Regions from separate parts of the Mus musculus genome. Here region 2 is linked to region 1. The links are chromatin loops, found by intact Hi-C in ENCODE. Cell type or tissue: left cerebral cortex. All regions are shown on one strand. Links, peaks and the distances in the headings refer to the core of each region. The heading gives the core; the rest is flanking DNA.

The links. Hi-C counts contacts between places; a loop is a spot of excess contacts. Peaks named below come from ENCODE experiments on the same cell type or tissue, not always from the same donor. Only the 100,000 strongest peaks of a DNase experiment are listed, where the experiment ranks them.
Region 2: a loop joins it to region 1, with 5 times the contacts of the local background. A loop is called at or near these places in 18 of 42 quality-filtered maps.

Annotation. Positions count from the first base shown.
Region 1 is chr8:113,630,558-113,634,991 of GRCm38, reverse strand. No RefSeq gene overlaps it. Among named protein-coding and RNA genes, the nearest start is that of Mon1b, 3.0 kb to the left of the region's middle. In left cerebral cortex, for the core only: a CTCF peak has its summit at 2,163 (motif pointing right); a DNase peak (open chromatin) is centred at 2,156.
Region 2 is chr8:112,059,342-112,063,775 of GRCm38, reverse strand. Gm36671 (a long non-coding RNA gene) reads right to left here and starts at 2,204. Exons shown (of 3, transcript XR_388036.3): 1 at 2,139-2,204; 2 at 1,789-2,012; 3 at 100-185. It overlaps Gm22827 (a small nuclear RNA gene), which reads right to left and starts at 1,271; the gene lies at 1,165-1,271. In left cerebral cortex, for the core only: a CTCF peak has its summit at 2,304 (motif pointing left); a DNase peak (open chromatin) is centred at 2,273.

The sequences.
Region 1 (4,434 bases), core at 1,219-3,718:
GACCGCTGCGTTCTGGTTGGCTGAGAATTCTGCCGCACCTACCTCCGGGTATCACCATTGGCTACTATGTATGATGGGCCAGGGGCAGCAACAGCAGTGAGGAATCTTGTGAACAGAAGCACCTAGATGCTCTCTTCCTTAAGGCTGTGGAGCGGGGATAGGTGTATCTAGGCGGCCAGAAGTCGCTCCAAACTAAGTGTTGTTCATTTTGGTTTTGAGTCACAGGCTCCTAATAACCCAGGCTGGCCTTAAACTCGCGATCCTCCTCCCTCACCCTCTATCTGGCCCTAAACCCAAGTCAGAGTAGATTACAGTGCTGCTCCAGCACCTGCCATTGCCTTTAGGTTTAGAATGAGGGTGTGAATATCCCTGTTCTGGACGTCCAGGTCCGTTTTTTAGGTCTTTCTGTACATTGGTCTTTGAGACTGCTTGAAGCCTCGCAGTTTGTGTCTCTGAGTGTTACTATATTATTATCAGAGAAAATAGAGTTAAAATAACAACAACGACGACGACGACATAATGACATAAAGGTCGAGGATTTCTGTTTTGGATACAGGGTTTCGGGTACCCCGGGCTGGCTTCTCACTCACCAAGTGGCAAGGATTACTCTGCTTCCCGCCTCTGTTTCCCCAGTACTTGAAATAACTGATGTGCCCTTAACACCAGGTTTGTGTCATGCTGTGGTGCGAACCCAAGGCTTCATGTATTCTGGGCAAGCATTCTACCTCGTGAGACCCATCCCTCCGGGCTCCAAGATCAAGGAGGTGTCATCAGCCAGGAGACATAACATCCCTGAATATTTAGATACTCAAAGACAAAACTTCAAAGTACCTAACTGTCAAATTGACAAAAACTCAAAGGGAAAATAGCTCATGAGGTTAGGTGATGATTTCAACATTCTGTGCTCACTAAAAATGGCCGAAACTGATGGCAAAAAAAAAAATAGATAAATATTTAAATCTAAATATCTAATATCTAAATAAATAAATAAGGTTACAGAAGATATGATCAACAGCTGGCAAATGAATTGATATTTATTAAAAAAATTCTGCTCAATTACAACAGAGTGGATTTTTTTCCAAATGCGCATGCTGGACCAAAAAATTAAAAAAAAAAAGTTAATGCCCCTTTAGAAGCTAAATCTTTCAGAGAAAATTGTTTGATTACAACAGAAATTGTGGCTATTGTTAGCAGAGATTGGAGAATTCTTCCAAGAGTAGGAATTAGGTCAGTACTCATCATATGAACACATTATGACTCAAATATTAAATCCATGGGATATTCAGGAGTATCTTCAGCTTCATGAAAACAGGAAGAATGAGCAACTGCGGAGACTGTAAATCACGAGTGCTCACAGGGAAATGTGCAACTTTATATATTCACACGGGTATGAGAAGAGACACTCATAACCAATGATCTACACGGGAGCCTTAAGATGATAGGGAATGAGAGGAAGCTAGACCTGCAGTAGAAATAAGACGACAATAAAGATGCAATTCAGTGAGAGGGAAGACATACAGTCAAAAGAGACAATGTAGAAATCGTTCTTTCTTTGAAAAGGTCAGCATAGTTACTAAAATGTGTGCTTAAATGATAAAACCAGTGATCAATAGGATTGAAGGATAACATGATTAGAGGTCTCTAGACATATTACAATATTATAAATTGATTTTTTTAAACAAAGGAAGGATAGATAGCTAGATAGCCTTGCACTCGCTAGTGTGAAGGAAAGATAAAGTGATGGATGGACCTACGGACACTCAGTCCCTCACTCCCTGTCCCAGGCTTGGACCTCACTGGAAACCTTTTGCTCTTGTTCCAATATTAGAGGTCTTAAAGACATTCCTTAGAACAATGGTTCTCAACCTGTGGGTCACAGCCCCTTTTTACAGGGGTCACCTAAGCCCATCCTGCACATCAGATATTTATATTGTAATTCATTACAGTAGCAAAATTACAGTTTTGAAGAAGCAATGAGATAATTTTATGTTGGGGGGGGTCACCACAAGATGAGGGACTGTATTAAATGGGCACAGCATCAGGAAGGTTGAGAATCACCACCTTAGAATGTGTAAGTGGGTAAGATGCCTAGAAACCAGTGGGATCCAAGGAGAGGGAACAGTAGATCACCGTCAGCATCGTTGTTTTTTGCAAGAATGACCAGTAGATGGCACAAAATCCACATGATAGAGACCTTCCAAACTCAACTCACTGTCCAGTAAATACCAGGAAAACACCAGTGAATTGTCTTCAAGAGCTTAGGTTCTCACTTCCATGACAAGAATCCAAATCTGAAACCATCTAAGACTCTTGTTTCTCTCACGATTAAGACTCACTAAGAGAACATAATCTACTCTGAAAACTCATTTTCAAAAGGCTTGACTATGCTTTCTCAGACTCGTTAGGAGAATGTTCTTCCTATAGCAAAGATTGACAACCCAAAGTGGTGAGTCTCAGATGGCTAGAGAGATAGATATACAGGGGATAATTTTGCACAAGGGAGAGTTCACCTATCTGAAATCTGCGGAAATAAGGCGCTATTTACGGTTCAGAAGTAATGGGAGCTGGTATTTGTTCAGAACACTGTAGTAGGCAGAACCAATAAACATTAAGGAGGAAGACAGGGTGACTGATGATACAGCTTGGTGGTGAAGAGCACCTGTAGAGGACCCATGTTAAATCGCTAACAGCAGAATGTGCTACAAATGACAGGCAATTCCAGGTCTGGGGCTCCTGGCACCTCCTTCTGGCCTCACTTCCACCCACACTTATGTGGGATTACACAGGTAAATAAAAATAATAACAAGCGAAAGAAAGAAAGGAAGAAAGAAAGAAGGAAGGAAGGAAGGAAGGAAGGAAGGAAGGAAGGAAGGAGGAAGAAAGGAAGGAAGGAAGGAAGGAAGGAAGGAAGGAAGGAAGGAAGGAAGGAAAGGTAGATTTATTTATTGTCCTAGCATCCATCTCTCTTGCTGTGATAGAACTTTCTGAGCGAAAGCCATATTGGGGAGGAAGGGTTTGTTTGCATTACAGGTTGGATCACATCATCCAGAGAAGCCAAGACAGAAGCTTGAAGTCAAAACCACGGAAGAACCTTGTTTATTAGCTTACTTTCCATGGCTGCCTCAGCCTGCTTTCTTTTACAACCCAGGACTCTCTGTCCAGGGTGGCACCACCCACAGTGGGCTGGACCCCCCACACACATAAATCATTAGTTAAGAAAATGCCTCACAGACTTGCCCACAGGCCAGTCATCTAATGGAGGCAATTCTTCATTAGAGTTTCTTCTTGCTGGGTGATTCCAATTTGTGTCAAGTAAACTAACCAGTGCACTTACCATTATTTGGCTATCACCCAATGCATATGTATATCAAGACATCATATAGTTCACCACAAATAAGTACAATTTTATATCATTTTAAAATTAAATATATAATGACTCCTTCCCCACAATAATGAGCCTACTCCATGTATAATGGCATTAGTCCATTTTAGATGGTGGGTCCTTGATTCCTACCCTCTAAATCCTGTTACAATGGCACTTAAAATTCAGCATAAGTTTTAAAAGAGACAAATCTTCAATGTGTTTGTTTTGCAACAGTCCCACAGCATAGCATTTTATATGATTTTACTTGGGAAGCACTCTGGTACTCAGAGATCAAATACTTGCCCAAGATCACGTAGTTAGAAAAATTATACATTTCTATTTTCATTTGTTTACAATACATGGAATTAGCCTGGTGTTAGTAACATTGAGATGTTACGAATTCAGATGAATAGTAATTGCTCTCTTGACCGCATGAAGCATGTGCTAAAATCTCGTTAACTATGCTCCTTGGAAGAGTGAATATGATTGGTCTGCCCTGAGTCAAGGTGACCCTAAGGTTAATTTGTTAGGAAATCATGTGGCAATAGTGTGAACAGAATATTTGAGCCCAGGCACTCCTGCTGGCTCCAGGTTCCATGTCTCACTCTAGTGCAGTGGGTGGAGTAGTTACATCACCCAAGCCAGCTAGCTGATGCTCAGGACCAACTCATTACTGTTCCAAAGCAGGGCTCCAGTTCTTCTCAACTGCTGTGTGTCTCTGGTGTCATGGCTCACTTTTTAAGAGCTTCACACTATCGACAAGCATCCTTGGGACCAGCTTTGTTCTCATTACAGTGTGTTAAGACTTCTGGGCCTAGGAAAGTGTGCCTTGCCAGTTCCTTCCCTAAAACTTGATATGATGGTTAGGGCTCTTGACTGAAAGTAAGAGAAAGCAGCTCCAGGCAGAAACCTGAAAGTCTACTGAAGTGCCCCAGCATCTCTCCTAACAATGCAGGTTGGAGAATGGCTGGCTTCCATGAGAGATAGAACTGGAGATGGGAGAACTGGAGTTCTCACCCAAGAACTCTACATTGAGTCCCTGCCCATGGTTCTCTCTGCATATATTTGTT
Region 2 (4,434 bases), core at 747-3,246, 1.6 Mb after region 1:
AGGAAAATGAAAAGGCAACATATAGAAGGCAAAGCTTAGTGTACTTATGACATTCTTCTAACAGAGATTCTCTCCTTGGCAAAATACTCACCAAGATTTCACAAGAAGCCAGGCATGGTGGAGCATGCTTGCAGTCCCAGCATTTGGCAGGGTTGAGATGGGCAGACCTGGAGCCTGAAGCATGCCTGTCGACACGGGAAGACATGGATTAGTCTAGAATCCTAGGAACAGAGAAAGAACCAAGATAAAAGCTGCTGTCACAAAGTCACAGCCATCCCGGGGTATGTGACTGAGACTGTGTCTCAGAAAACAGGCAGCAGGGCATCTTGGTGCACACCTGGAATCCCAGTGCTCATGACACAGAGGCAAGAAGATCTTTGTAAGTTCGAGGCCAGTATGAAAAAGTTGGGGGAAGGGGAGTTCTGTGGCCACCACAGCCAACAGAGCACAGACTGGCCCTCGGGAGACAAGAAAAACCCTGTGTACATTCCAGGTTCTCCTAGTACCGTGGGTTCTCAACCTTCTTAATAATGGGACCTCTTAATTCAGTTTCTAATGGCCTAAGAATATCTAGAGTTGGTGCCCCCCCCACCATAAAGTCATTTTCATTGCTACTTCGTAACTGATTTTCCTAGTGTTATGACTCCTAATATAAATATCTGACACACAGGATATCTGGTATGCAAACCCTGTGAAAGGGTCTTTCGACACCCCCACCAAAGGGGTCATGACCTCCTGGTTGAAAATCACTACCCTGGTGTTCACATGTGAACACAAGGACATCTGTACCTCCTACAGTGAAGACGTGGCAGCGGAATCCCTGGAGGACTGCAGAGATAGGTCAGTGGTTAACACCACTTGCTGCTCTTTCAGAGGACCTGGGTTCAGTTCCCAGCACCTACACTAGGGAGCTAACAACCACCTATAACTCTAACCCAGGGATCCAGTGCTTTCTCCTGGTCTACATAGAGAGTTCCAGGCCAGCTAGAGTTACAAAGAAAGTCCCTGTCTAGATGGACATACAGACAAAGAATACTGTCAATAGGTGACCTAAGAATATCTCTAAATTTCTAGTGCATCATGGAAAATATTTTTAATTCTCTTTTTAATTTAATTTTTTTTTTTTTTTTTACTTATTCACTTTACATCCTACTCGCTACCCAAAAAAATATGGAGTGCCTCACGAATTTTTGTGCCATCCTTGAGCAGAGGCCATGCTAATCTTCTCTGTATTGTTCCAATTTTAGTATGTGTGCTGCCGACGCGAGTGCAATATGCTAATTCTTAAAAGCTGGAATTTGCAGCTAGAGAGATGGCTCAGGGGTTAAGAGCACTTGTTGCTCCTACTGAGAGCAGGGTTCAATTCCCAGCACCTGCATGGTGGCTCACAACCATGTCAACACCAGCTTTGGGGGATCCCTCTTTTGAACTCATTCAGATAAAATTAAATAAATGCAAATCTTTTAATAAATAAAAATGAGGAAATTAGAATTTTAGAATTTGAATTATGAATTTTCCTGTTCAAACCCAATTGAATAAGTCATATCTGTAGTTGTTTTGAAGAAAAGCTAAGTGTATTATTTGACTCTGACTCTCTCTCTCTCTCACACACACACACACACACACACACACACACACTTTTCCCAGTTTGCCTTCTGTTGCTGTGGCAAACCATGGCCAAAAGCAGATTGAGAGAGTAAAGAGTTTATTTGGCTTACATGTCTGAATCTTCCTTTTAATTTGTTTTAATTTTTATTTATGTGTGTTAATTTTTTAATTTTTATTTACCTGTGTGTCTGTGTGCAGCTGTCACGGCTGTTGAGAGCTGCAGGGTCCTCTTAACCACTGAGCCATCTCTCCAGCCTTCTGGGGGTCTCTTCAAAGCCAGGATCAGCGCTGATGTCAGCAGGGCATCAACAGGGTAGATTACGCTGTTACACTTCCCAAAGATCCGAAACCAGAGCAAACAAGGGACTGAGAGGTATTAATGTCCCACAGTGGTATTCCAAACACTTGGGAGTGAGAACAGAAGAATCCGGAGTTCAAGGTCAGCCTCAGCTTCATAGCAAGTTCAAGGTCACCCTGAGCTAGAGACTGACTCCCAAAAATAAAGGAAATAAATAGGGCAAAGTACTTACCCACTCTAAAGAAGGACAGAAGCCACAGGAAAGAGGCGCACGTGTCCTATGTGATCTTGAGTCAGAGCCCCCACCCTTCCACCCTTGAGTCTATCTCACTACTTCATTTCTTTTTGCATAAACAAAGATGATGCCTTTGTAAGTCTTTGGCGCCCTCTTTTGGACAACCTGATTATTTCAAAACTGAAATGTTTCATTTCTGAGTATGTTGTCAGCAAGTTGAAATTGGGTACACAGAGACAGATATATAGAGATGATATAGATATAGATAAAGATATACATATGTAGATTGGGAGGGCTGTTATTGACATTATTCTTACAAGAGTTTTAGACTTACAGAAAGATTAAACAGTACAAAGCCCTATCTATACCTCTCCCTCGTGTAATTTCCCCTACTGCTTATAATTCCTCTGAGGACCCAAATGTTAAAGGTAATGAAACAATGCTGAACAGCTATTATTGACTGACATTTATAGTACATATACTATAAAGCTGTATGCATCCATGGGTTGTGAAGGATTTCATGTATCCACCATTGTAGTATCATAGAGAATAGTTCCACTGCCTTAGAAATCACCTCCTTTAGTTTGGCTCAGCCCAGTAAAGGCACTTACCATCAAGCCTGGGGTCCCCAGAATGCATATAAAGGTGGAAAATTGTCCTCAGAACGACACATGTGCATCGTGGCATATGTGAACCACACATAAACATTTTCACATGCAATGATAATAAATTATTTAGATGTTTAGTCACCTGTTTCGTCTCTTGACTCTTTCTATTTCTCCAGAGTCTGGGAATCACCACTTTTTACTCACTATCTTCCTAATGTTGCCTTTCAAATTTTTACATTGTGGAATAGTGAAATACTTAAATTTATTTCACTTACACATCCACTTAAGAGACCTTCTTCATATCTTACTATAAATGGCCAATGCACATATGGAGAGGAAGTTTACTCTAAAAAGCAGTCATGGTAGTGCATGCTTTTAATCCCAGCACTCAGGAGGCAGAGGCAGGAGGATCTCTGTGAGTTCAAGGCCAGCCAAGTCTTGGGGGGGGGACAAACAGAAGAAGAGGAGAGGAGAAAAGGAGGGGGAAAAGAGAGAGGGGAAATAGGAGGGGGAGGAGAAAGAAGAAAAAGAGGAAGAAGAAGAGTGAGAAGAAAGCAGAAAAGGAAGAAGAGAAAGACAATGAAGACAAAGAAGAAGAGAAGAAGAAGGAGAAGGAGGAAAGAAAAAAAGAAAGTTTACTGTAGCCAGCAGAAAAATGAAAATTAAAACTACATTGAAAATTCCATCTCAACTCAATCAAAATGACAATCATCAAGAACACAAATAACAAAAGGGACCCTTATACATGGCTGGTGGCAGCTAAACTAGATCAACCCCTACAGAAACCAATACGGAGATTCCTCAGATAGCTAAATAAAGTTCTTCTGTGTAATCCAGTCACAGCACTCCTCCTGCAAATGTACCTAAAGGACTCCAAGTCAACACATCACAGGGACACCTGCACCTGGCTGTTTACCATGGCACTACTCACAACATCTAAATTAGGGAGCCAAAAGAGGTGTCTGTCAAGAGAGGGCTGAGCACAAAGAACATGGCGAACAAGAAGAAAATGGTACACACACACATACACACACACACGCACGCACGCACTCGCGCAAGCGCATGATCACATACAATAGAATTTTACTCCACCATGAAGAAGAATGAAATAATTAATAATTTCATTTGCAGGAAAACAGATACAAATGGAGACATCACACCCATCAACTAAGTCAGTCTCAGAAAACACTGCATGTTTTCTCTTGTTTTGTGTATCCGTGATTTTTACAGATATATTAAAATTGTGCATCTGTATGTGTGTATGCGTGTATGGATGCTCTCACCCATGCGTGCATATGCAGAGGACAAGGGTCAACACTGAGTCTCTTCCTCTCTTCCTCTTATTTTTCAAGATAGGATCTCTAAGTGAACCTCACAGACCAGCTGGCCAGTGAACGCCAGAACCTGATTGACTCTGTCCCCAACACTGCTAGAGCTACACTTGCTTGGACCACACTCAACCTTTACATGAGGGTTGGGCATCTGAACTCAAGTCCTGATGCTTACACAGCAAGCATTTTACCCACTGAGCCATCTGCCCAGCATCATCTCTGCTTCACTACTATGCGGATATACAAACCATTGTACGGATCTACTAACATTTATTGATCTATATTCCCTGTTGAAAAACATCTTAGTTGCCTCCAGTTTGGAGCAATTATGATTAATGCTGCTATAAACATTTG